Regions from separate parts of the Homo sapiens genome. Here regions 2, 3, 4, 5 and 6 are each linked to region 1. The links are chromatin contacts, found by Hi-C or POLR2A ChIA-PET in ENCODE. All regions are on one chromosome and are shown on one strand. Each heading gives the region's core, a stretch centred on a gene start or an enhancer-like site at or near the end of the contact. The rest is flanking DNA. Distances are from core to core; before and after follow the strand shown. Region 1 holds the start of LDHB (lactate dehydrogenase B). Region 2 holds the start of IPO8 (importin 8). Region 3 holds the start of ERGIC2 (ERGIC and golgi 2). Region 4 holds the start of ATF7IP (activating transcription factor 7 interacting protein). Region 5 holds the start of H4C16 (H4 histone 16). Region 6 holds the start of PPFIBP1 (PPFIB scaffold protein 1).

Region 1 (4,428 bases), core at 858-3,357:
AAAAAAACAAAACCGAAACCTGTTGGAAAATGAACGATCTGTACAGTAACACCAAATGTACTTGTGCCATCAGATAACCAGATGTGTTTTCTAGATAACTGAAAAAAAGAGCAAAACTTATCGAAATAAACATCAATTCCATGGCAATTTATAGTACACTAAATATATACCACCCTGTCTTCTTGAACAGAGAATACAGATGGCAAATAAGCCTTTTCTTCACAATTATTACTTATAATTGTAGTAGCCCATTGTAATGTCCATGATTTTCACTTGTTTTTTACTTTTTATGTCGCATCTGAGGTCACCATACCTGTCTCAAACTGTACCAGAGCTTCCCAGTCTAGTTTTTAATTCTAATCTGCAATGGACTAAGCAATAAGTCTAGTCTATTAACTGTATACGTAAAGTAAGAGTTAGCAGGACTCAAAGTTGGAATAAAGCATCTGAATTTGGAGACAACTGTGTAACAACTATTTTATCTTATAGTTTTTTTTCCAAAAAATATTTCCTCCCATCTGTAAGGATAAATTAAAAGGAGATTCTTTCGCCTTTACAGATCACATTTACAGTTTCCTAGTGGACGTTAAAGAGAGAAGATGCAATGTTGTGCAAGTGCCTCCACAAATAGATGACCTTAAAATGAAATAAATTCAGACATGGCCTGCATTTTAAACAGGCTCAGAAGAAAGAATGCTGCATCTCTTTTTGAAGGACGACACACATGAATAGTTGTTCTGCACTTAAGTTTATTGTTGTTAGATGGTCTGTTTACGACCGTTTTGGTATACAGGGGGCCCAGGAAGCAGTGGAAAATGAAAATGAAGAAACAGTGGCTATATAAATACAGATTCGTTGTTCTGATAGACCTTTTAATTTAGAAAACTTCAGGAAGTACAATTTAAAGGCTCGAACCAGATTTTCTTTCAGATATTTCTGGAGAAAGTGCTTTTCTTCAATTTTTCCTTAAAAAGAGTTTTAAGAAATGAGAAGAAAATGGTCTGCATGATATACAGGCCTGTGCCAACATCAGAGTGCAGGCTGTAAGGAACAAGAACGACAAACGGTAAAAATCTCTGAGTCTTGGTCCCTTATGTCTCCTCACTGCTGTGGATATAAATCATTAGAAATAAAGGAGCGCCTTAATTTCAGGAACAAAGATCTTCTTTGCAGAATCTTTCTCACCGTAATCTTTTAAAAATTCAGGTTTTGCTTTTGAATTCCTCCCCTCCCCCCATTCCCCAGGCCCTTACTGCAGCTTGTACTGCTCGCGGTGCGCACAAACCATCTTTTCCTCAGGGCACCGGCAGCAAAGAACAGCAGATCACGAGGGCATGCAGAAGCTAGAGATCTCCCCGAGTAAGGTCTGTGGGGACAAGTCTAGGACTTCCTTACTCGGAGCACCCAAGGCTGGTAAAGTAAACGAAGCCCCTAAGCATCCAGAAAAGAGGCCCTGCAGGAAAGAACTGGCGCATGGCTCCTGGAAAGACCGTCAGAGCCGGGTAAAAATAAGTGCAGCGCCAAACGTGCTGGTCATCTAGGTGCCTTTCTCCTCATCCCAGCGAGTGCAAGGGCATTTCTCTATTACCGTGGCAATATATTCAAATATTCGAGGTAAAGATCGTCCAGCCTTCATAGGCCACCTGGTTCCGTCCCCCTCCCCCAGCTACTCGGGCACGTGTCCCGACTCCCGCCAGCAGGCCGTGGGGGTGATGTGGCCGCCATGAACCCACCAAGGACAAGTAGGGCCTGGTTTTAGCTGCAAATGCAACAAGTCTCTCCGCTGAGCCGCAGCTGCTACCCTCTGCCTTCTGCTCCTCCGCCAGGGCACGGCCCCCCCTGCGCCCCAAACTGAGCGGCAAAGTCAGGGCCCGCGGCCGGATGCTCAGAGCTAAAGGCCGCGGAGGACAGATGTGCTTCTTCCTCCTTCCCGCGTCTCCCCATACAAGTACTACCCCGCACGTCCCATCAGGCTTGCCTGTGGGCCAGGATTCAGGGTCCTGAGCCGAAACCTACCAGGAGAGAGAAGGCTCTGGAGACCTCTGTAACAGTCGTGCGGAGAAGACAAAGTCAGCTGCGTGCGTCTCCTCCGGCGCCGGCTCTGCAAGGAGGGAGGAGGGGGCGGGGCCCCACAACCACCGCAGCCTCTTAGGTTTCTCCATTGTGATTGGAAATCCGAGTACCGCCTACCCCTCCCCTCGGCTCGCTCAATCCCCTTCAAGGACAAGGGCTCAAGTATGCACACTCCCTCCCCCACCCTCCAGATGAGGAGGTCTCCTTCCAGAGGCTTCCGCTCTCAGCTGGTCTCACATCTCGCAGGCTCTTCAATGCGGAGGCCAAGTTATTTATAAAACTTGCCCATCCCCGACTCTTCTGGACTTTAACGCTCTTGTTCTATTAGATTTAGTACAAATAGAAATAAATTTCTTTCCTTCTTTTTTTTATTTTGAGACGGAGTCTCACTCTGTCGCCCAGGCTGGAGTGCAGTGGCGCGATCTCGGCTCACTGCAAGCTCCGCCTCCCGGGCTCACGACATTCTCCTGCCTCAGCCTCCCGAGTAGCTGGGACTACAGGCGCCCGCCACCTCGCCCGGCTAATTTTTTGTATTTTTAGTAGAGAGGGGGGTTTCACCGTGTTAGCCAGGATGGTCTCGATCTCCTGACCTCGTGATCCGCCCGCCTCGGCCTCCCAAAGTGCTGGGATTACAGGCCTGAGCCACCGCGCCCGGCCAGAAATAAATTTCTATGTTGCATTTCAGTTAAACTTTAAAGGACTTAAAAAAATACATCTGAATTTAGATCATCTCCGTTTTAAAGTTCATTTGATGAAAATGACTATTTTTTTCAACCTGTTTCAACAAACACGCAATGATTGCTTACTCGTTGCCTGACAAGACCAATGAGGCTTTGTCCCTGCCATCTGAAGTTCCCCTACAATTCCACCTGGTCTCAAGGTCAGGCTTTGCCCTCTAGGGGAAATGTGGGACCACTAAGTGAGATGCACTTTCTTTTTTAGTCCCTAATCGACTCCAAAGCTGGATGTTGTCATTCATTCTGTCTTCAACACTCAGCCAGTGCTTGGTACCTAAATATAGCATTGATGAATAAATGAATGAATGATAAATTGGAGGAATTCTGAAGAGTCTGGCTTCAGTTCTGTTTTCTTATAATTAAAATGCTTTCAAATATAGCCATCTCACAAACTTCCTGTATGTGAAGTGTTTTTTTTTGTAAATGCATATTTCTTGTATATGACCACTAATTCTATAATTATTGCTTCAGTTTATTCTCAGTGCCAAGCATTGGTAAAAAACATAAATATAAGATTATGCCCTTTGAGGTGTTCCTAGTCCATTGGAGACAGACAAGTAGGCAACCTATTTCAATTACAATAAGTGGCAATAGAAATTTGGTTAAAGTACAATAAAAATTCAGAGTAAAGAATCACTAAGAGAAGGGTTTGTTGAGAAGAATTCATAAGCCTCAAACTCTCCTAGCATAAATCATTCAGCTAGTGGGGACTTTGACTGAAGATACAGTCCAATTACAAATTAAAATGTGATGGTGAGGAAAAGAGCTTGGAGGATAATCTCAAAAGTATTACATTAACCCTAAATCCAAGTTTGAAGCAAGAATAGCCAAGTCAGCCTAGCAAGTTATCTAGAAGGTACCCTAGATTTCTTTTTCACTTACTTTGCAAGTCAGATATTTAGACTTTACTTCTAAATATCTTTCCACTTATTCCTCTTCTTGCCATCCCCATTACTGTGTAACTTTGGAGATGAGGTAGGAAAAAATGAAAAGAGGTATCTATTTCCCTCCTCTACCCTCATTTCCATTCCTCGCCACAAGGTGTTCTAATCTGATTGAACAAAGTGAATGCTCTAGTATGTAACTCTAAATGCCAGGAGAGCATACTACCCCTCTCAAATAGTTGAGAATTGTATACCCTGGCAAGTTATCTTTTATGTGTAAAACACAATTTTATATATACAATGATCCAGAAAATATATGCCCCATACCATTCTATTTTGAAAAAAATCATTGGGAAACTATATGCCAACATATTGAAAAATAAGCAAAATTAGGAATCCAAGAAAGGGGGGAATTATGGCATAAAAATACAGGCAATGATGGCTAAACCAATTAATTTAGAGATAAGGACAAATAATTCCCAGAAACGTAGTTATAAAATTGAATGTTAATGTCCAAAATTGTCAAAACAATATTTGTCAAAAGGAGAATATTTTTCTTTCAAAAAATATTGAGGACTTCCTCTGTGACAGGCACTGTTTCAGTGATCAAGACAGATAAAATGCCTGCTCATGAGGAACATATATTCTGGTGGAGGATCATAGATAATAAACAAGTCAATGAATTTTAAAATGATTAGATAAAGGATGTAAACATAACAACATACAAGTTGCCC
Region 2 (4,428 bases), core at 1,319-3,818, 9.0 Mb after region 1:
ACAGAAACAATATCACAAATAGCAGTCAGAAAACTACTCACTAGTAACAGAAAAATGCTGGCCTGAAAAAAATATATAGCTCCAAATGAGAATTTATCCATTGGAATATAGGCTGTGGTGCAGAAGCTGCTTATTTTTCTAAACGGCAATTGACAGATCCATCAGTATACCGCAGAAGCTGCTCCCATTCCCTATGCAGAACATACTTGCTGAGGGGAGACCTAGACTAAAGTCGAAGAGGTGGACCATAACCACTTATGGTGATTTACCCACTCATTTATCCAACAAAGTCGGATGTTACAGTGGTGGCAAAGGACAAGCAGGCAAAACCCATCATCATAAGCATGTTTTACTACACTGTTAGGTGACATTATATTTTGTTCTATTTACAGCCAATTCAAAAAACCTTAAAGCATTTCACTATGCTTTATATAAATTATAAATGCTAAATGAGTGGTATAGCAATAAGCTACCTTTAGAAATTGCTGGGGAAACCACGGTCTGTGATGAGGTGGGACACTATGGGGCAGGGCAGAGTGATGATGGAATGGATTTGGATTGAACTACCATCAAGAGTCTACGGCCATACCACCCTGAACGTGCCTGCTTTTGTCTGAAATACCATGGGAAAAAAAATAGGATTGGGTCTTAAATGTCTCCTAGTTCTGCAGGCTTTCTCATATACTTTTTCCACTTCTATAACATCAACTGTACTTATATACTGATGAATCAGAAAGAAATGAAGGTTAGGTGAAGGGCAGGGAAGTGTAACCTGATATCAAAGGAACACCTGGCCTCATTGTGAGAAGGGGGTCATAAACAGGCCAACTCCCCTGTTCATATTAGTAGACTGCAAATTCAGCTCCTGCTTTGTTCTTCCTAACTAACCCCTGGATTACTATTCTTCCAGCCAGCCAACATACAGTACTTTTACTCTGCAAAGCCTGGGACAGGTACTGACTTTAACTTCCCCCTATTCTAAGTGACAGTCCATTTCTTTTTCAGGCACCAGTGCATTATCTTTGGGCATTAGTTCAACCCAACCTCCTCTCCATTGGCAGTGTCTTCACTCTCCCTTTTATCTCTGGGGAATCCTGCATTTATACCTACTCCAAACTCCACCTAGGTTTCCTATTAAAATAATCCCTTTCAAAGATTCCCAACACGCAGCTTTTTAAAGTCAATTCCAACAGAAACATTTACTTAGGACAGTCACACTTCAGTCACACTTCGGGAGGCACAGAATCACCTGGGGGAGCTAGTTAAAATACAACTGGTCCCACCCCCACAGTTTCTGATTCGTTAAGTCTGGACTGAAGCCCCGTAATTTGCATAATTTGTAAGTTCTCAGGTGATGCTGAAGCTCCAGGTCCTGGGCAACGCTTTGAGAACAGCTGATTTTGGAATATTTACATTTTACAAGTCATCACAACCTAAAACAGCTGTTGCTCCATCCCAGTGGTAGCTCTTAATCCCTACTTTTTAGTAAGAGGTCTGTGATTCTTAAGTACCGGTAGGGAAGAAGAAATAAGCTGGAGTTTGGGATCATTAAAATTTTGAAGTGTGGGGGTAACGCTGGAAAGACGTCAAGGCTAATTAGGAAGAACAGGAGACGGAGAAAAGAAAGAAGTCTTACACATTTTAGCATTCATAAGAAATTTCTCCAACACATCTTACTTTGATGTGTCTTAGATAAAGCAGTATCACCATGAAAACTGCCTATTCTTCCCAGAGCACTCTCCCAACAGCACTGCCCAGCGCTCCGCAAAACTCGGCCAATCGGTGTCAAAACAGTCCTGCCAACCCGACAGGAGGAGGCGGTGGGCAGCGTGCTCCACAGCAACACCTAAAAAGGGCTGGGTTTGGAAAAAAGCTGAACTCAGATTTGAACTGTAAGTAAAATTCCCACCTGCTCCCCAAGTCCGCGCACTTAAGGAAAATAAATCACACCCTGAAAACACTAGCACAGGTTGCAAAAACTGCTTCTTGCGGACCAAGTAGGCAGAACAAACTGCCCTGGAGAAGGGAGACGACACGAAAAGGTGCAAAGGTGGCCAACAGGTGCGCGAGCTGTTCGGCAAAGATCCTGGGAGCCCTGCTCCACTGGACCGGGGGGCAGCGGGGTCGGAGAGCGGGACCAGCCGTGAGGCGTCAGCCCCAGCCCGGTGGGGGTGAGGACGAGGGGCGCCGGGGAGAGGGAGCCCGGCCAGCCGGCAGGGGCGCCCCTTCGGCGGAAGAGGGTCGCCGAAGACCCTCTCCTCACCTGGTTGAGCTCGTTCTCGGCTGCAATCCGCAACTTCGGGTCGATGGTGCCCTTCAGCGCCTGGATGATCCGGTTGAGGTCCATCTCCCCGGGTGGGGGCTCCGCGGCCCCCGGAACAGTAGGCCGGACTGCAGCTTTAGTTTTCTTTTGACCCTCTCAGCCTCCTCTTCCGCGACCCCTGGATTACCTCACACCCCACCCCCCGCCACCGTCGCCACCTGCGGCCACTTGCTGCGCCACTCTGACTCCGCGCCCCCTGTCCTCCCTTTTTCCCCCCCACAACTCGCTCTCCATTCACCGTTTTACGACAGCCGGTGGGAGGCGGGAGAAGGAAGAAGAGGAAGCAGAGCTTCCTTTACGGCGGCCTCTTCCCCCGGGCGTGATGCTATGACCGCCTCCCGTCGGCGGCCGCCATGCTGCTGTACGGAAAACGGCCTAGGCTTCTTTCCCGGAAAGGAACCCGCGCTCCCGAACTCAGGCAGGCGGCCGCTATGCTTCCGTACGGTAAACAGCCTCCCGCCTCTTCCCAGGTGAGGAAACTTGAGCTGGCCGGGAGTCTGCTTACAGCTGCTTCCAAATTAAGCATATCTGGATGGTGTGACACTTTTTGTTAGTCCGAGAACTGTATGGGCATCGCAACTGGGCCTGTTCCAAGATAGACTTGTTGGGACCTTCAAATCATGTACCTTACAGGAGGACAGGGTTCCTCCGTGTGTGGGAGTCATCGTTCATTCATTCATTCGCTTTCACTGAACATTTGTTAAACATATATTTTTGAACCAGAGTACTAGGATTTTTAGGTACCACATTATAACAAGATGAATTCCATGCAAGTTAATGTGAAGGAATTCACAACCTGATAGATGAGACAAATATAAACAAAAAAAATTTACAGTGTAGAAATGATAGGGGAGTGCTGGGAAGGGAAGAGCGTGGTCCCTTTAAATGATAGGGATGGGCGAAGTGAAGTGCTGGGTAGAGGAGTGTGTGGTCCCTTGCTAGGGCTCCACGCCCACCGACCTAGGTGAGGACTGACACTCCTGCCTTCCAGCCCAAATGTTGCATTTCCCAAGACCACCCTGGCCTGCCACTCCCCCATACTGTGCCTATGAAAACCCCAGACCCTAGCAGGCAGGTACACAGGCAGCCAGACGTCCAGAGGAGCATAAGGGTGGAAGAAGAGGAGCTCGCTGGCACATCCGCAGGCCATTCACGGGCAGAACGATGCGGAGGTTGGCCTGGGCAGTCGGAAAAGAGCCCGGGCCGCCAAGCGGCCTAACTCCAGAGGAAAACCATTTCCCTTCTGGGTCCCTCATCTGCTGAGGGCTACTTCCACTCAATAAAACTTTGCACTCATTCTCCAAGCCCACGTGTGATCCAATTCTTCTGGTACACCAAGGCAAGAACCCAGGATACAGAAAGCTCGCTGTCTGTGCGACAAGGTAGAGGGTCTAATTGAGCTGGTTAACACAAGCCCCCTAAAGGCAAACTGAAAGAGCATCCTGTAACACACACCCACTGGGGCTTCAGGAGCTGTAAACATTCACCCCCAGACTCTGTCAAGGGGTCGGAGCCCCACAGCCTGCCGGTCTGTATGCTTCTCTAGAGGTCTGAGCAGCGGGGCACTGAAGAAGCGAGCCACACCCCCAATGCACGCCCTGTGAGGGGGACAAGGGAACCTCTCCCATTTCAGAAAGACAAAGGTCACAGAAACTGAAAACTACATCCCTGAGAGTTTTATGAAAAATTTTCAGACCTTCTCAAAAATGTAGTGAAAGGTAAGCAGAAAAGTTATACTGTTTCTATCCACTGTGGCCATATCTGGCGCCACAATTTCAATGGCATGAAAATATCAAGGAGCTGGTTCTTCCTGAGGTTAACCCAGAAGAGAGGGTTCTAATTACATTTAATAAAGATGATGATGTGGGCAAAACACAGCTGAGGGGCTGTGATCTTTTCAGGAGCAGATAATTAAGATAGATTGGGTCAATTAACTGAGTTCAATTGAGAGAGTAGAAAACATGTGGCTGAAAACTTGGTGGCTTGAAAGCTTCCCCCTCAGTTGGATGCAAAAGTGCTTCACAGTGAATTTAACATGTCTAATTGCTTCCAGTATTGCCCCTCTTTAATCCATTATTCACACTATCATCAGAAGAAAGTTTCTG
Region 3 (4,428 bases), core at 595-3,094, 7.7 Mb after region 1:
CCACACTACAACGTGACTATATAGAGCAATAGAAAGGAAGAACTTATGCTTTAGTCATTAAAAGAGGATAATAATTTAAGAAAACAAGCAACTGGATAATGGGAGTTTAAGGACACATTAACCACACCAATCAGAGTGTTTAATCAATCTGGAGTTCAGAAAGATATTATTTTAAACAATATCTTCTTCAGTCTACATTTTGACTAAGTAACAAGGCAACATTTGTAACTACAGATGTTAGAAAATGAAAATAAAAAATAACAAGAGCTAACATGCATTGAGTGTTTACTGTGTGCCAGGTATTGTTCTAAATGCTTTGTATGTTTCAACACATTCAATCCTCACAACCTTCCTATGAGTTAAGTATCATTATTTCATTTGGCCGATGAAGGAACTAAGGCACAGAGAGGTTAAATAATTTGACCACTATGACATTAAGAGGCAGAATTACAATAAATATTGGGAAACTATTAAATAGGATTTTTAGCAGGCACTGACTGCCTAAAAGTAACTTCTGGTAAAGAAAAAAAAAATAGCCATTTCTTTCACTTAAATCATCAATCCCCAAAGAAAGAAAATGTGTGGGTGGTTGTTGTTGTTTCCCTAACTCTCGTTGTTCCAGACTAGGCCTGATTTCCTTTGAGAGATCTTTCAAACTTGATATATTTTTATGATTTGTACCAGGAAGCCATTATAACACGCAACTGTATACTAAAGTTCACCATCATTTAAAAAAAAAAAAAAAATCCTCCTCTCTCTATCCATCCCTGCACCGCCAACCCCCACCCTCCCAAAAAATCAGAATTTTTTTCCTCATGTTTTCCACTAGAACTGGCATAATTACAACAACTTAAAGATATCAACAAACAAATTAGGTAAATAACCATGTCTTTTTTCAGTGAACAAGCCAGGCTCATTCTTTATAATTGCTGTATACTGGAGTCCAATGTATCAGGCTAGGCAATTAACTGAAATACTGAATTACAACTTCAAATGAATAAATCCTGTTTTTAACTGTAACTTTCATTGCTTCTGAAAACCAGTCTGGCAACATTTTAACAGCTATTATGCCACTTTGTCTTTAAGTCTCGGGGGCACTAAAATATAAAAGTTATTTAAACGTGTTTTCTCAAACAATGACCTGTCAACTCTATATACTACAGATAAACAAGGCTATTCTCCACCACGAGTTGACACGTTGCCTTCGGAAGGTTTCCTGCGCCGAGGAAAAGTAGTGACAGTCGAACCTGTCTCTCAGCATCTCGCCCTCCCCCGCCCCCTTCTCATTTTCCGAAGCACTGTGCGAAACTCCTTCCGGGCAAGGCCAAGACTCTTAAAGAGACAGAGGGCAACGTGCTGCCACGAATGTGGCATTTGTCTGAATGGGGGTAGGGAGTCTGACATCCGGGAGGACTGGGACTCGACCGATTGGGATCCTACTCGCCTGCGGACTGGAGAAACCACCTGGGAACCGGGCACTGTGACAAGCAAAGGGTCAGAATCAGGTGCGATCGAGGAAGCACCTGAACTCCTTCGAGTTGCAGGATAGCACACAAGCACCCGGACCTGGCAAAGGGAAGCTCCCAGTAGCATCGTTGCCTAGGGTCCTGCCAGTAACGCCCCCGTGGGAGGTGGAGCGGCTTCTCCGTCCGACCGGCTCTCTAGAGATCAATGAAGACAGGAAGCCAAGCCCATGACAGGCTCCCAGTTCCCTCAATTGCATTTACGCCCTAAACAGCCCTGGAACAACCGAGGGAACAGCACCCAGCGGTGTTTCAGTATTTTACCTTGTGTTATGGTCCCAGCCTACCGCCATGTTTCACAGAAGCCCGGGTCGCCGGGGCTCCCGCGTACCCGGAAATATCGCGAGAACAAAAGCGACTATCACAGCTGAAAACGTCAGAAAAGAGACAATGTACAGATCTCGCGATATTCCCTTTGCTTACGACGTGCTTAGGGAATGAAGAGGCGTGGTTAAGATAAAAGAGGCGTGCCTACAGGGAAATGAGGTTGCAACTTGTTTTAGGTGTAATCGCGCCGCCAGTCCGGTTCTGTTTCTATGGGAAGGGAGGGGTTACTTTCCGACTAACACTGAGACTGCAGAACGAATCTCAGCTCCTCACACCGTATTTCATTACTAATAAGAGCCTTGGGCGCAGAAATTATCCCTAACAACCCTAATGCATATCACCTGTGCAATTGTTTTGTTTCCCTCTTTCAGTTTTTGTGTCGTTTTCCCCTGACAAGAACATTTGAGCTTCCTTTTCCGCCATAGGTAACGCTTTTTATTATTTGATCAGCGTTTTTATTGTCTTCCAGGTTTTAATATCATAAGAAAGCACATATGTCTTCCTCATCTCCCTTCGCCAACACCAACTATGCCTTCAAATATTTGTTAAGAAAGAAAATTAATACCTCATCTTTTTCTACCACTTCATAGAACAGGAGTTAATAGACGGAACTTCGGAAAGAAAAGTTAAATGTGAACTCCTGGAGAGTAAACCCATTCCAGGTTCCTTTTCACCCATCTGTTACCAGATTTTATAATCAAACATTGAGATTTAAATTTTCTGATTCATTGACCTAGAAGTCTAACAACGGCATAATTATGACAACTGCTTATAATTACTGTTTAAAGGCTTTAACTGCTTTTTTAAAAAATCTGCGTATCCTCACAACACTCTTAGAAGATAATACCAGTATTTACCTGTTTTATAAATACGGAATTTGAGTCAAGGGGTAGTGAAGTGATTTACCCAAATTCAGACCGCTGGGAGAGTCAGGGAAATCTTGATCACAATACTAAACTGTGCCTCAAAGGAAAAAAATCACATTGTTTTATGTAGTGAATTAACCTTTACTGAAATACTAAATTTCACTAAATTGAATATCCCCCAAAATAAGGACTGATGAAAAGTTTCCAATGAATCAATTTTATTTTCAGACTTTCAGAGTTAGTCTAATTAAATCAATTTAAAGTTCTCACTTTCTTGACATGCTTAAGAAGTATAGTGTAGTGGGTGAAATCATAGACACTGGAGACAGGACTTCCTGGGTTAGAATTCCAGATCAGCAACTTACTAGCATGTAACCTTGACCACATTATTTCATCTCTTTGTGTCTCCATTTGCTCATCTGTAAAATGGGCATGATAATATCTCAGAGTTGTTACGAGGATTAAGTAAATTAATATACATCTAAAATGCCTTTTTTTAATCTTTGCCGTAAAGGCATCAGCAACTCTTCCTTCTTTGTGAATATGGGCTCTTGCTTGGATGGAGGCTGGCTGTTGTTCACTTAGTTACATCTGATCCCTCATCTCCTGGATAACCTACTTTCAGGGTAACAACTATCCCATGAGAGTTGGATTTCCCAGTGTAGCAAAACTGACTAATTTGATCCTTCTTATTTAGAAAACAACTCACCATTTTCTAATCTACCCAGTGAAGAGGGAACTTAATTTCCCCTGAAGATTGAAACTCTCGGGCTGCAGCTAAAGCCGCATTCTTTTCATTAAAGGCCAGGGTTTGATCTAACAGTAGCACGACATCTCTGCAAGCGAGGTCAAAGGTTTGCCCTAGACCCTGTAGGACATCTATGTACCTATCAGGATCATCTTTAAAAAGAGATAGATACTTAATCTTGTGTTATCAGTGGCGTTATGTCTGAAAAACAATTTGCTTTAAAAAGTCCATTATGTATTACCCGCATAAGATAGGTTTTAGACTGAGATTAATAATTGTTCCATAACAACCTGTATTTAGTAAAGATGATCAAAAGGTGTTTTTGTGCCATTTTTTTCTTTCTCTAGTTCGATTGAATAATTCATGGGCTTTTTTCTAATTCTCCTTAGTCCTTCTAGAACACAGGTCAACAGATGTTTATGACTTCAGTCCCCATGATCTGAGTCAAGGTCCCAGTGGGGATCCATACTGGGGATGGCTTGCTGACCAGTCGGGAATTTGTCCCTTTCTTCGGCTGTCATTCTGTCATTTACTTGACTAAGATACCAGGTATCTCCAAACTCTTGGGCTGCAGCTAAAGCCGCATTCTTTTCATTAAACGCCAGGGTTTGATCTAACAGTAGCATGACATCTCTCCAAGTGAGGTCAAAGGTTTGCCTAGACCCTGTAGGACATCTGTGTACCTATCAGGATCATCTGAAAACTTCCCCAGGTCTGCCTTGATCTGCTTTAAATCAGAGAGGGAGAAGGGGACATGTACCCGGGTTGGGCCAAATACCCCTCCCGCTATAGCTTGAAGGGGACATAACCAATAGCCCGGGGTTTTTTGTGGTCCTTTGGAGATTTCCTTGCTTGTTTCCTTCTGGCCAGGGGAGATTAGAGGAGGATTATCATTAATAGGAAGGGGAGCTATAGGGAGGCTAGGATATGGGGATAAGCTGAGAGATCCTCCTGTGGGATATAA
Region 4 (4,428 bases), core at 1,206-3,705, 7.3 Mb before region 1:
AAGAAGGCCAGATGTGGTGGCTCACGCCTTTAATCCCAGCACTTTGGGAGGCCGAGGCGGGTGGATCATGAGGTCAGGAGTTTGAGACCAGCCTGGCCAAGATGGTGAAATCCTGTCTCTACTAAAAACACAAAAATTAGCTGGGCGCGGTGGTGGACGCCTGTAATTTCAGCTACTCAGGAGGCTGAGGCAGGAGAATTGCTTGAACCCGGGATGTGGTGGTTGCAGTGAGCTGAGATCACGCCACTGCATTGTAGCCTGGGCAACAGAGCAAGACTCTGTCTCAAAAAAAAAAAAAAGAATAGACTATTATAAAAATGATTCTTTTTTATATGCTTACAGAAGACATAAAAAGAGAAACATAATGGGCTCTAGTATTCCAATCCAATTTCTCTTATTATTATGGAGTGTAACATTTAATATCAATATTTCTAATTTTCTGAGCATCTACTTATAATTGAGCACTGATGTACTATGAAAATTATAATAAATAAATTATAATTGAGCATCTATAATTTATTGAGTATATGCTAAGGACTGTGCTAATGATGTTACAACATTTAGCGATTAAACAATGCAAATTTAATTGTGTTATATCCCGACTTAAAACCTTTTAAATGATTCCTCATTGCTGTCCCAATGAGGTCCAACTTTTAGGCAAAAAATTAATTAAATCATTTATCATGATAGAGATGACCTCTTCTAGGAAGGCTTTTCTAATTCTCTAGGTCTGGATTAGGTGATATTTCTTTTTTTTTTCTTCGAGATGGAGTCTCACTCTGTTGCCCAGGCTGGAGTGCAGTGGCGTGATCTTGGCTCACTGCAACCTCTGCCTCCCGGGTTCAAGTGATTCTCCTGCTTCAGCCTCCCGAGTAGCTAGGACTACAGGCGCGTGCCACCACGACTAGCTAATTTTTTTTTTTTTGTATTTTTAGTAGAGGCGGGGTTTCACCATGTTACCCAGGATGGTCTCGATCTCCTGACCTCATGGTCTGCCCGCCTCGGCCTCCCAAAGTGCTGGGATTACAGGCGTGAGCCACTGCACCCGGCCCTAGGTGATATTTCTAAAGGCCACCTTATATTTTAAGTAAATTGAATGGTTCCAGTTATAAAAATAAGTATTAACAACCCTATTCTAATTTCTTATTAGTTACAAAAATTTCTTGTTCAGTTTTCTGTCTTCTTCACTAGAGTACAGATTTCTTGAGGACAGGCACCTAACAGATCTACAACACAGTGATTGCTAAATAAATACTGAACCAATACATTCATATAATGAGAAGTTACATAAAAAAACAATAACCACACGGTACCATCTAATATTATTTTCAGGCTATTCTTGCCTTGCAAAACATATGTACTTTTATTCTTTTTTTTTTTTTTTTTTTTTGATAAGGGGTCTTGCTCTGTAGCCCAGGCTGGAGTGCAGTGGTGAGATCTTCGCTCACTGCAATCTCGGCCTCCCAGGTCCCAGTTCAAGCAACTCTCCTGCCTCAGCCTCCTGAGTAGTTGGGATTACAGGCACGCACCACCATGCCTAGCTAATTTTTGTAATTTTAGTAGAGACGGGGTTTCACTATGTTGGCCAGGCTGGTCTTGATCTCCTGACCTCAGGTGATCCACCCCCCCTCAGACTTCCAAAGTGCTGGGATTACAGGCCTGAGCCACGGCACCTGGCCAAAACATATGTACATTTATTCTATCATTTAGTGCTTCCAACCTAGTTCAACTATAGTCATGATTGCCATTATACAGGTGAGAAAACTGAGTAACACACTTATTCCGAGGAACCGGCAAGGAAGCTGCAGTAGTTGAACTTGAACCCAGATCTCTTAACCAGTAAGGCAGTGACTTGTCCACTACCTCCTGTGGAATTCATTAAAGGCCGACTCCCAGCATGAAATTGAATAAATGGGATGAATACAACTTCTGGTGAGAGAGTATGATAAAAAGTGCTTGCTCTGTTACCAAGCAACTGAAAGAAAGTATGTTTTTTTCATTCCTTCATTATTAATACAATTCAAAGTACATTCTGTGAATTTAAAACATAAATGATGAATAAATCAACATACTCCTGGCTTTTATGAAAATCTTTCCCTCTGCTCTTTAAACTCTCACCTACCTCCTTCCTTCTTTCTTTTCTAAGCCTCATAGAGGGCGCTCACAAAGTGCTACTTATTGATTGAGGAAGATCCACTCAAAAAACACACCTCACACTGCAACTGAGAGACGCAGCGCCACCACCTCGGGCTTCCTTCTCTTTTCCACGCAGGAGGCGGGGCCAATGTCCCTCATTCAAATAAAAAACCAGAATTTGCATGGGGAATGGCTAGTCCTTGAGCTTATTGGCTGATAGCACAGTGGGCGGGGTACATAGCACGACCCCCCGGAGCCCCGCCCATATTAATTTGCATAACGGCCCCGGCGCGTGCAAGGGAGAAGCGGGTTTGTTTTTGAATCTGCGGAGGCGGCGGCGGTGGCAGCGGCGGCGCGGCGACTGAAGCGCGCGAAAAGCTGAGGCGGCAACGTCGGGGACGGCTGCGCGGGACGGCTCTGTAGGAAGGAACTTGGTTCCCCCTCCCTCAGCTTCCGCCCCAAAAGGTATATGTGAATCCCAGGGGCTGTTAAAACCACATTTTCTTAAATTACTATTGTATTTCTGAAGAGTCAAGACCGCATTATGGCGGCTGCGGGAGTTGTGTCTGCGCCTGCGCGGTTGCGGAGCTGCGGGCGGCGCTGCATGGGAGCACGTGATCTTGCGGGGTCGGGCTCTAGCTGCAGTTGTGCAGCTGGCGGGGCGGTGGCTGCGCAAGCGCAATATTCATTTTCAAGATCTAATGTTCTTGTTGGACGCCATTTGGGTTCTAGATTTAATTTTCCTCGTTCTTGAGGGGTTTCTTTGTGTTAACCTTAAATTCTCACAATTTTCAAGAAAAACATTACTCTAATGTTGTACTCCTGGGCCGACCTCAAGCTCTTCTCTGTTTTTTCGATTTTTTGAAAAATTGTGGACTTAATTTTCTGTAAAAATGATTTTCATTTGTGGTTCTTGATTATAATTTCAGTTTTAAAGTATTACTGGATTCAGGTTTATATTTACGGTGGTAAAGATCAGCACCTAGTGGTGTTCTCACGGGAAGTGCATTTATTTGAACTGCATATTTGCAAATACATTTTTAACCCTATTTTTACCTGTTCTGTTATGGATGTGTGGAATGTTTACAAAACAGAAACAATTTTAGTTTTGGGAATATTGGGGGAACGGGAATAGTGGAAGAAATTACAGTATAATCGAAAATGAAATCTCAATCTGAGGATTATTTTGGTTTTAAATGTTTGATCCTAAGTAAATAAAGTTTTAATTTTAATCAGTTTGTATGTTTCTGGGCATTTGAATTTTACATGTTTTAAGTTTCTTAGGTGACTTGTTCATTACTGCTTCAGCTAGATTATTGTTACTTTTGAAATTAATCAACTCATTTTCTTAGCATTTTTGTTTGCTATGATATGTAAGCTATAACATTTATTTGGTAAATTTTTCTGATGAAGAATTCTAGAAAGAACATCCATTACCCTGAGGCCTCTTTGAAGAAAGTGGACCATTAATAAAAAAAATCTGTTTTTTTCTTTTAAACACTGTACTGTATGCATGTGTGTAAGATACAGTTGTGTTTGATTTTTTAATTGTAAGTGTGCTCCTGGTTTTATTAATAGTTTTTTAGGGAAGGTAATTATAAATATGCTACTGATTAGTTTAAAATGGTAGTGTCAACTATAGTTAAATCTTATGTAACACAATTGGGGGAAGTTATATAAGATTTGATATGATTCTCCCGTTGTGCAAATTCTTTCTTACTAAGCAAAGAAACTTGCAAATGTTTTCCATAGACTTCATTTGTGGTTCATATATACAACAACTGGTTTCTTGGTTGGTTATAACTCTTTAAGTTTGAATCAGTCTACTGTCAAATGAAGACGTGCCTCTTGCTTTATAATCTCGGTTAATTTAGGGAAATTTTTATTGCCTAAAACAAATACCATTAGTAAATATTACCTAGATGTAATTGAAAGTAATACTTTTGGTTGGTGGATTTTTAAATGACGTCACATATGAGATAGAATGGAGGTAGGAAAGATTCTTCTTTTTTTCTCAAGAGAATATTTGACCTGATGTAATTCTTGGATCTCTGAGGTCTTCTACACAGAAGTATATTTAGAGAGCAGTTGTGTAATTTTCTCCCTTTTATGTTTCTGGAGTGGTTACCTAGCAGCCCCTTTCTACCACATGCTATTTCAGGCATTTTCGAGTTGAACATACACATAAATATTTCGGTTAACAAAAGAACTTTGATCTTTGATCTTAGGGCATGGTACACTTTACATTTCCAGAAAAATGAAATAGTTTGGTGTATATAAGCGTATGTTTTC
Region 5 (4,428 bases), core at 554-3,053, 6.9 Mb before region 1:
ATTAGCCAGGCGTGGTGGCGCAGGCCTGTAATCCCAGCTACTCCGGAAGCTGAGGCAGGTGAATCGCTTGAACCCGGGAGGCGGAGGCGAGATCGTGCCACTGCACTCCAGCCTCGGTGGCAGAGCTAGACTTGGTCTCGAAAAGAAAGGAAAAAAGAAAAGGTAGAGAAGGGGCAGATTAGTTAACGCGGCATGGATCACACCGCATCCTGGGGTGCCAAGCCTAATGAGAAGTTAGGAAGGACAGAGCCAGGAGTAGAGCGAGGCTGTTATACGGAGCTTTACCGGAGGCCGGGGCGACCCCTACGGCCTGGACGCAGGCTGATCACCAGGTCTTCCGCCCCCTACCCTCGCCTACTGGAAAGTGCGCTTAACTGGTAGCACCAGCCCCACCTTTCTCCAAGACCCTCACTACACCCCGGGAGTACCGGGTAGGACCACGCGCTTGGTAATCCCACAGCTGTCTCTCTTACATTCTCACTGAACTTATTAGAACCTAACCCGCCACCCGTTTCCCTTCTAGACCCCCAGGCTGCTCTGAACAGGGCCTTTACTCGGAAGCCAGGGCTTACCTCCCGGCTGCGATAGGGTTATTTGTGATGGGCATGACACTGCTCGGAGCGGGGGATTCCCGGCAACTTGGCGACCTGCAGGTGATCTGGCCTTTCATGCCGGCGTGACCCCCACTGCCTGCCTGCCAACTCCACGCCCGCCGCCAGGTGGCCGAGCAGGACGCTACCCGCTTGGCGTAGGCAACTTTACGCAGCTGGCTAAGAGGGAATCGCAGGGTGTCGCGAGTTTCGCCCGGCCGCCTTAATCTCAGCATCTGAGCTTGGTCACCTCTCACTCAACGTCAGCGATTAAGTAAAATAGTACCCAGTAAGACTACGCGCCACACTAGAGCTGCATTCAGCTTTCGGGCTTGCAGGTAGCGGCGTGCTGCGACCTCCCATTTCCTGCGACTTAGCAAGCCCTGCACACGCACGAACCGCCCTTGACGCGTGACGCTCACCCCTGAAGGCCAGCAGGAAGTCACCTAAGCCCTGATTTACATGGAAGCCATCCGATACGTGCTTATGGGCCAACGACTCGGCCGCTTAGAAGACCATGACCAGTTCTAACACTAGGGCTTTGTACAAGCACTCTTCTAAACAAAATCCGGTGTCTGGATTTTGGGAGGTCACTACTGCGTTGCGCGGCACCTCCAGGGTCGTACCTAAGCACAGGCGGAACCCCCTCCTTGAGGTCTAGTTCTCCCCGTGCCCGCCAAGTCTAATCCCGAGCAGATGCTCGGGCCGCGAATATCCCATTTCCGGTATCCGGAAGGCGACATCAAAGGGTTGATATTTACCCGTTATCTAGGAAGTGTTAACAGCTCTTTCTGTGACAGTTTGGGGGCCCTGAAAAGGGCCTTTTGGAGTCTGTAGAGAAGCTGTGGGGACAGCTCAACCGCCGAAACCATAAAGGGTGCGACCCTGGCGTTTCAGCGCGTACACCACATCCATGGCCGTGACGGTCTTGCGCTTGGCGTGCTCCGTGTAAGTCACCGCGTCACGGATCACGTTCTCCAGGAAGACTTTGAGGACTCCCCGGGTCTCCTCGTAGATGAGACCAGAAATGCGCTTGACGCCCCCACGTCGGGCGAGACGGCGAATCGCCGGCTTTGTAATGCCTTGGATATTGTCCCGCAGCACCTTCCGGTGGCGCTTGGCGCCTCCCTTACCCAGCCCCTTGCCACCTTTACCTCGCCCAGACATTCTGAAATCACAGCGCCTACTCAGCAGAAAATCGGGCTGCCCACTGTGATTGCCAGTCGCAGACCAGGGCTTATAGTCTCTCGATGCGGACCTGTTTGAAAACATCAAAAAAGTGGGCGGAGCTCTAGGCCCCACCTCTGGAGACATGCTATAGTTGTTAAGTCCAGGAAGCAGTCAGCGAAACCAGCCTGATTTTTTTGTTGTTTGCTCTTTTGGGAAAATTTTTTCTGATGTTTGGAGAAAGGTTCATGGTGATACGTTTTAAAGTTAAAACAGTATGAGCTAAAAGAATTTATATTGCCTTTTCTCAGCGCTTAAATAAAAGTAGGCCAGATCCTATGCACGTTCCTTGTTCTGTCCCTCCCTCCTTCTGTTTTTTCAAACGGAATTCCTGACTTACTATGAAACTCTATAAAAACCTGAAAAGCTTTACATCCGAGATTTCAAAGCAATTACTTAAAATTTAAAATTTTTCACACGTGGGTCTTCTGAAGACATAGTAGGGGGAGAGGACTTTTTTCTCTTTTACGGCCCTGCAGATAATTAAAATTCTTTCAATTGAAAAAAGAAAGTGCAGCTTCCCGTCCCCCACCTACACTCCACCCCCACCTCCCCCCGACCCCCGCCATTCCCCTTTCAGCTGCTTCTGCGCAATTTGCAGGTTTTCCTGCCCTGCAAGAGCCTGTGTGCTTTTCAACCAAGTAACTTCCTGTGGTTATTTAGTTGAAATATTGTCAATGTCTTATGTCATTCAAATCTCAGGTTCTCATCTCACATTTTCCACTTAAAAATTCAAAGTTCTTGTAAAACAATGGATGCCACAATCATGACTTGGAATAATGATTTCTACTGCAAATCCCCTCAGGAGGTTCTGAATCCCTTCCTTTCTCAAGAGAATCCCTGAACAAAAACGAAAGTTTCTGTAAGGTGTCACCGCTCTTCAAAGGTGTCAGGACCCTGTCTTCTCTAAAGGTTTTACTGTGTTAAAAAGCAGCTGTTATTTAGAGGATGAGTCATAAGTCTTTCCCAGGTAGTTAATTAGGATTCTGAGCAATGAATTTTAGTAAGTGGGGCTTCTTTGTCCCTGGTCTTGAAGATAAGCCTTTACAGCAGGAAGACTTTATGGTAAAATTTTGTTATATTTATAAATGCCTATAGTTTACATTTGTTTCAATCCATGCCCATCTTCATAACCCAAAAGGTATTTATTTTTCTTTTACTTTTTGTTAAAGATAAAAGAGTTGGAACACTGTCTTGAATGGCTGGAAAAAGTCCTGAATGGTCGAACTTCACTCATGATTTTAATATTTGACTCAGAGGGAAGAGGAAAAGTCTATCAGATCTTGAAGAGATAAGAATTATTGTAATGGGGCCGGGCGCGGTGGCTCACGCCTGTAATCCCAGCGCTCTGGGAGGCCGAGGAGGGCGGATTACGAGGTCAGGAGATCGAGACCATCCTGACTAACATGGTGAAACCCCATCTCTACTAAAAATACATAAAAATTAGCCGGGCGTGGTGGCGGGCGCCTGTAGTCCCAGCTACTCGGGAGGCTGAGGCAGGAGAATGGCGTGAACCCGGGAGACGGAGCTTGCAGTGAGCCGAGATCGCGCCACTGCACTCCAGCCTGGGCGACAGAGCGAGACTCCGTCTCAAAAAAAAAAAAAAAAAATTATTGTAATGGTAAAATCGGTTGACTTACTTATAGTTAAGCTTTCTAAGAAATCAAGACTAGAACATTTTCAAATTAGAAATCTCTTGCTTATTGGAATAAAAGAAAAAAAATCGTGTCTAAAATAGTAATACTTTTAAAAACTCTTGAAAATTCCCCAAGATACAGGCAAAAATTTAAGCTAGTTTACAGAACTCATTCCAGGAACATCTCGTTAAAAACTGCATCAGAGATTTGTATGCCCATTTATTTGGTATATCTAAGAGTTATTGGATGCTTACTAACGTATTTAATTTTCAAAACACTTTGATACAGGTAGAGGAGTCAAATAACTTATCAAAGGTCACTGCTCAGTGGTAAAGCCAGGATTTAGGCTGAGGCAGACTGGCTCCGGAAAGACCGCCTAAACCATGACAATAGCTCTGAAGACATTTATTGAGTCCCCAGTATGGGTTCATCATTGTTCTAGGCAGTAATGACATATACATAAATATTTGAAAATGTTATTTCAATGAAGTCAAATCTTTATTCGGATAGTGAGAAGGTAAATTTGCTTTACTTTAAATGTAAATGAATCCACATAAAATGTTTATTTTAAAAAGCAAGCGTTCAACATTACATCACGTATCGGTGTTAACTGTGTTACTGAAAATGTTCAGGTAAAAATGAAATGACCTCGATGAATTAGGAGAAAGTAATTTTTAATTAAAACAAAACACTTGAAACACTCTTTTTGTTTCAAAAAGCATGGGTCCACAATTCAGGTATATAAGAATAAGCTGCCATTCTGACTTTAGTCTCTGGACTCATTTACAAAGAGACCCGGGGGACCTCCACGTCTTCGCAGAGGACCCGATCCGCTGATCTGTGGCGCCCTGGCTTGCGGGGAGCAAGCCAAGGCCAAGACTTTGGCCTCTCCAATAAAACCTAGTGGCTCTTTGCAGGCCCATAGCCTCAAAGACAAAAGATATTTTGGCTAGGCGAGCTTGTTCCTCCCGTCA
Region 6 (4,428 bases), core at 598-3,097, 5.9 Mb after region 1:
CGGTAGTGAGTGGTACAGAGAAATAATTAGAACTGGGGGAAACTGGAGTCAGAAATTCAAGTCAGGAGTTTGGAATACTGCAGGTCTGACAAGCAACAAGATGGTAATTATATAAAGTAGGTCTGTGAGAGCAGTGGCCCAAGCCTGTGGATTTCTTGTAGCATTCTATTGTTTGAAAAAGTATAAATTATGGACACTCAATACTTGAGATATAGAAAGAAAATCAATGGCTTTGGAGTCAAATAGACCTCGGTTTCAATCCAAGTTCTAGCTGATTTGGAGAAATTTACTTACATAACTTTGCTGAGCCTTTGATTCCTTACGTTAAAATAGGGCTAGTAACACTCAATTTACAGGATGATTGAGAAGATTAAACAAGACACAATGCTGGATTCTGTGCATCCCTCTACAATTTTTGGCAGATCGGTAAATGTATGGCATGTCATCAATCAAAAAACAATGAGGCCTGGTGTGGTGGCTCACGCCTGTAATCCCAGCAGTTTGGGAGGCCGAAGAGGGTGGATCACCTGAGGTCAGGATTTCGAGACCAGTCTGGCCAATATGGCGGAAACCCCGTCTCTACTGAAAATACAAAAATCAGCCGGGTGTGGTGGTGGGCGCCTGTAGTCTCAGCTACTCGGAGGCTGAGGCAGTAGAATCACTTGAACCCAGGAGAAGGAGGTTGCAGTGAGCCAGATCATGCCACTGCACTCCAGCCTGGGTGGCAGAGTGACCTGTTTAAAAAAAGAAGAAAAAAAAGAGAAAGTTATTAATTCACTATATTTTTAGAAGATGGTGGGTTATATGCTACCTATATCTCATACAAATAAAGCTGCTTTTCACCATTCAGGTCTGCCTGTAAGCAGCATCTGCCTTGAAAGAACCATTTTCTGAGAATCTTTTTCTTCTGTCAGCCAAGGGGATTATACCGCATGATATCTGTCAAGGATAAACGTTAGTTAATTCTTAATTGAGAGCTCAGCCACTACAATTGGTTCCATTCTACAGTAATTATTCTCATGTGGTTTGTGGAACTCAATTGTGAGGTCCCTCCTTCCTCCACCCTTTTCAGTGTGTGCATTGAAACAGCAGCCTTAAGGTCTTTAAACGGGGAAATACATTTTTCTTGCTTCAGAGATTCAATTTTACTTGCCCGAGAAGCTTGTGTGGTGTGATTTTCATCGCTAAAAGCAACAGCAGCCACATGGCTGACAACACCACCACTTAACAATTCAAAGCTCGGTCACCGTTTTCAGGAGTCTCTTCCAAATCTTTCTGAAGTGCTTTTGAAGTTCTACATTCCCCGTCTAAGGGAACACCCAGCAGTCCCAGGATAAAAGGGCAGAAGGGTGAGCTGACGTTTTCCTTTATTTGCATGGCTTAAAGCTAGCCATTTTCTACACCACGCGCCGCCGGGCTTGTACATGCCCGTGTGCCTGTGACACCGAGGCAATTGTTTCTCCTTAAAAAGGGGGTTCGCGTGGGTTAGTTTCGTTTCTGATCTGGAATCTCAGTAACTACAACAAGAAAAGTTTAAAACTCGACCCGCCAGGTTCTTCCCCATCGGATTATCTCCGTTCCTTAGAGATAGCAGGAAGGGCAGCATTTTCTTCCATCCACCCACTTCCAGCCCTAGTCTGGCTCAGCGAGGAATGCATAAAATTAGTGGACTCCTCTGAGTGACGTTCCCCGGCTCCAATCAGCGGGCGCGCAGGCGCCCCCGGCCCCGCCCCACTGCTGACTCTCTTTGGCTGATTCCTGCAGGGAGGGAGGAGAGAAGGGCGGCAGTGGGAGGGGGAGGTACCTGGAACTGGGAGTGATGTCAGCTCCCAGCTCGGTGCCTGCCCGGATTCCTGACATGGTGTAGTGCAGGCAGGGTGGGGAAAGGACGGGGAAGGACTCGTGTGCTGCGAGCTGGCGGCCGGGCCGGAGTGCTGGGGCTTTGAACTCCGAGAGGAGGTGGACCAGAACTTTTGGAACTAGTGCCGGCGGCTCTCCACCCCCCAGGTAAGGGCGTTTTGCTCCACTCCCAGACGGGAGGGAAGTGGCACCGTTGTGTGGCTGCAGCTGGCTGTTGCAGCTGCTCCTCCTCTTCCCCGGGTCGATTTCCTTGTGCAACTCACTCCTGTTTCCCAATGGGAACGGGCACTTTTTGGGGGTGGTGGGGGTGGAGGGGTAGGGCTTAACTCCTGGGGCTTGGACCGAGCTTGTACGTGAAGAATACTCCAGGATTGGACGTTTAGGTCTTGTCTGTATCCTTAGACCCCCACACCCTAGGCTCCCGGTAATACCTGAGAACCCCAACCAGAGGGGCGTGTGTGTCTCTCTGTCTGTGTGTATTGAGGCATTTAAAAATGCCACAAAAAATTATGGATCATCGACTCAAAAATTATGCTCGTTGAAAAGAAAAAAAAAGTTTTGTATTTTTTTGTCTCCTTGTGGCCTATTATATATTAAAAGAATATCAATGTTAGTCTTATATATCAATGTAAAATATCCTTTTGTGTAATCCAGTCAGGATGTGAGAAATTCACTTGGGGTGTTTATTAATTATGAGCTTGCGGGAAAACTCGTCTCTTGGGGGCACACTTCTAAAACTGCAACTAGTATTCACTCATTTTAACCGAGAAATCCCTTCAGCTGCCAGCTTTATATCTGGAGAGGTTAGGATGGCTGCTGAGAATCTTCAGATCTGTTTCCTGTGGCTGCTTGAGGGGCGAGCTGGTAGTTGTGTTTTCAGGGATCTTTTTTAGAGAAGGGAGTTTTAACAGGGAAACGCGGTGGAAGGCGTGGCATATAAACTCTTAATTATAGGGACGTGAAGTTTTCAACATGTGGGACCAAAACAAATCCTTGCTTTCAGTAAGAACTGCGGAGAGCAATAGAAAAAGAACTTGATTTCAAAGTCCAAGTTTGGTATTTTGAGAAAGCAATTGCGGGAGGAAAAAGATACTTTTAAGAAGTGAAAGAATAGAATTCTGATTTTTGTTTATTTCCTATTTCAAACCCTGTCTTTTTCCTATGTGGAGATTTTGTGTGCCCAGGTCACTAACTGGGTGTGATTGACTTTCTCGAGGGGGCGGGGAAATTGACTCCATACACCGATTCAGGACCCTCTCATCAGTGCTTTAAGGCTCTCTTTTGGAGCAGGAAGGAAAAAAAAAAAAAAAAAAAAAAAGTAAGCGCTGAGACTCCTGAGTCAAGTTTCCCCTTTCCTTCACCGAAGTTCCTCCTCAGCAGTGAGGATCCTACTGTTGCCAGGTCTGGAGGAAATGGGAGTGGACTTCATTGTGAGTCAAAATCCGTATCCCAGGCCCCTGAAGGGAAAAGGCATTTCCAGGAGATGGAGAAAGAAAGAAGCCACAACAGTAGGTCTAGTAAACCCAAGTCAGGAAAAGGGATAGAGGACTATAGATGGGGTTCTCTATCTTTCTAGCCAAATGATCATTAGGTTTCAGAACTAGAAAGAAGTGTTTGGTTGTGCTGTTGTTTATGACATACCTGGGTCTGTATTGTTGTTAGTTCCTGAAAAAATTAAATAGAGTGGATAAAATAGCAGGCTTTTTGAGAAAGGAAAATTCGCTTTATTGGAAAGACAACATTTTAATTTTGGTTTGTATTTTGGCTTAAGACACAGAAATTGCAAATGGCTCTGCAATAATGGTGAACAAGTCTTTTCTATTTATGTTCTATGGGGAGTACATAAAACATACTGTATTTTCCAGTGTACTTTTTCAGTAGGATAGAGCTGTGGAGTGGAGTTCCTGTGGGCTAATGTGAACTCACGGTAGTGTTCCTTGGCTGATAGTGTTCCAACTGCATTTGTAATACCAAAAGATGGGGCTGCAAAAGCCAGACGGTTCAGTAAAGAAGAGTATCTTTAGGATGTTATCCTTATGTGCCAAATTCAGATTTACACTTTCTTTCCAAGAAACTAGTCCTAGTTTAGGGACTTGAATATACCAAAACTCTAAATTTGATTCACAGTTTGAATAATAGCAGTAATTTTACATACTTAATTTAAACCAATATTTCTCTTTCTCAGTCCATGTTTATGAGGCAGATATGGTGTAGGAAAACACGGAATACTTAAAAGATGTTTGAGTTATTGAGAAAGGTAGGATCAGTTTTTGGTTAAATTCCTGTGACCAACAACTGTCATATTTCCAAGAGCAACTTTAAAAATTAAGGTCGGCCAGGCTTGGTGGCTCACACCTGTAATCCAAGCACTTTAGGAGGCTGAGGCACGCAGATCACCTGAGGTCAGGAGTTGGAGACCAGCCTGGCTAACATGGTGAAACCCCATTTCTACTAAAAATACAAAAAAATTGCCGGGTGTGGTGGTGGGCACCTGTAATCTCAGCTACTTGGGAGGCTGAGGCAGGAGAATCGCTTGAACCCAGGAGGCGGAGGTTGCAGTGAGCTGAG

What was found. Hi-C counts contacts between places; a loop is a spot of excess contacts on that map. ChIA-PET counts read pairs that join two places held with the same protein, here RNA polymerase II (POLR2A). Pooled maps may share reads with other maps.
Region 2: a pooled map shows a loop between it and region 1 (4-fold over the local background). The contact joins the promoter of IPO8 here to the promoter of LDHB in region 1. A Hi-C loop is called at or near these places in 1 of 50 pooled maps. POLR2A ChIA-PET finds 5 or more read pairs at or near these places in 2 of 52 experiments (AG04450 and WTC11).
Region 3: a loop to region 1 is called in a pooled map, with 9 times the contacts of the local background. The contact joins the promoter of ERGIC2 here to the promoter of LDHB in region 1. A Hi-C loop is called at or near these places in 1 of 37 single-sample maps with no recorded cell type and 9 of 50 pooled maps. POLR2A ChIA-PET finds 5 or more read pairs at or near these places in 1 of 52 experiments (activated CD4-positive, alpha-beta T cell).
Region 4: a loop to region 1 is called in a pooled map, with 4 times the contacts of the local background. The contact joins the promoter of ATF7IP here to the promoter of LDHB in region 1. A Hi-C loop is called at or near these places in 2 of 50 pooled maps. POLR2A ChIA-PET finds 5 or more read pairs at or near these places in 2 of 52 experiments (OCI-LY7 and activated CD4-positive, alpha-beta T cell).
Region 5: a loop to region 1 is called in a map of CD8-positive, alpha-beta T cell, with 20 times the contacts of the local background. The contact joins the promoter of H4C16 here to the promoter of LDHB in region 1. A Hi-C loop is called at or near these places in 1 of 168 maps with a recorded cell type or tissue (CD8-positive, alpha-beta T cell) and 7 of 50 pooled maps. POLR2A ChIA-PET finds 5 or more read pairs at or near these places in 1 of 52 experiments (activated naive CD4-positive, alpha-beta T cell).
Region 6: a loop to region 1 is called in a map of B cell, with 20 times the contacts of the local background. The contact joins the promoter of PPFIBP1 here to the promoter of LDHB in region 1. A Hi-C loop is called at or near these places in 1 of 168 maps with a recorded cell type or tissue (B cell) and 2 of 50 pooled maps. POLR2A ChIA-PET finds 5 or more read pairs at or near these places in 1 of 52 experiments (OCI-LY7).

The regions. Positions count from the first base shown.
Region 1 is chr12:21,655,735-21,660,162 of GRCh38, forward strand. LDHB (lactate dehydrogenase B) reads right to left here and starts at 2,108. Exons shown (of 8, transcript NM_002300.8): 1 at 2,017-2,108. RefSeq lists enhancers at 1,660-1,749, 1,780-2,029, 2,007-2,535, 2,410-2,589.
Region 2 is chr12:30,693,301-30,697,728 of GRCh38, forward strand. It overlaps IPO8 (importin 8), which reads right to left and starts at 2,569. Exons shown (of 25, transcript NM_006390.4): 1 at 2,264-2,569. The coding sequence starts at 2,347. RefSeq lists a silencer at 2,319-2,368 and an enhancer at 2,459-2,958.
Region 3 is chr12:29,379,328-29,383,755 of GRCh38, forward strand. ERGIC2 (ERGIC and golgi 2) reads right to left here and starts at 1,845. Exons shown (of 14, transcript NM_016570.3): 1 at 1,788-1,845. RefSeq lists an enhancer at 1,408-1,577.
Region 4 is chr12:14,363,227-14,367,654 of GRCh38, forward strand. It overlaps ATF7IP (activating transcription factor 7 interacting protein), which reads left to right and starts at 2,456. Exons shown (of 15, transcript NM_018179.5): 1 at 2,456-2,601. It overlaps LOC124902884 (a long non-coding RNA gene), which reads right to left and starts at 3,964. Exons shown (of 2, transcript XR_007063220.1): 1 at 2,123-3,964. RefSeq lists enhancers at 2,037-2,854, 2,086-2,145, 2,616-2,675, 4,032-4,171.
Region 5 is chr12:14,769,328-14,773,755 of GRCh38, forward strand. H4C16 (H4 histone 16) reads right to left here and starts at 1,804. Exons shown (of 1, transcript NM_175054.2): 1 at 1,393-1,804. The coding sequence starts at 1,757. The coding sequence ends at 1,446. It overlaps LOC105369669, which reads right to left and starts at 1,330. Exons shown (of 3, transcript XM_047429947.1): 1 at 573-1,330. The coding sequence starts at 826. RefSeq lists enhancers at 430-1,025, 1,026-1,622, 1,287-1,616.
Region 6 is chr12:27,522,359-27,526,786 of GRCh38, forward strand. It overlaps PPFIBP1 (PPFIB scaffold protein 1), which reads left to right and starts at 1,848. Exons shown (of 30, transcript NM_003622.4): 1 at 1,848-2,007. RefSeq lists enhancers at 665-1,266, 1,164-1,623, 1,870-2,470.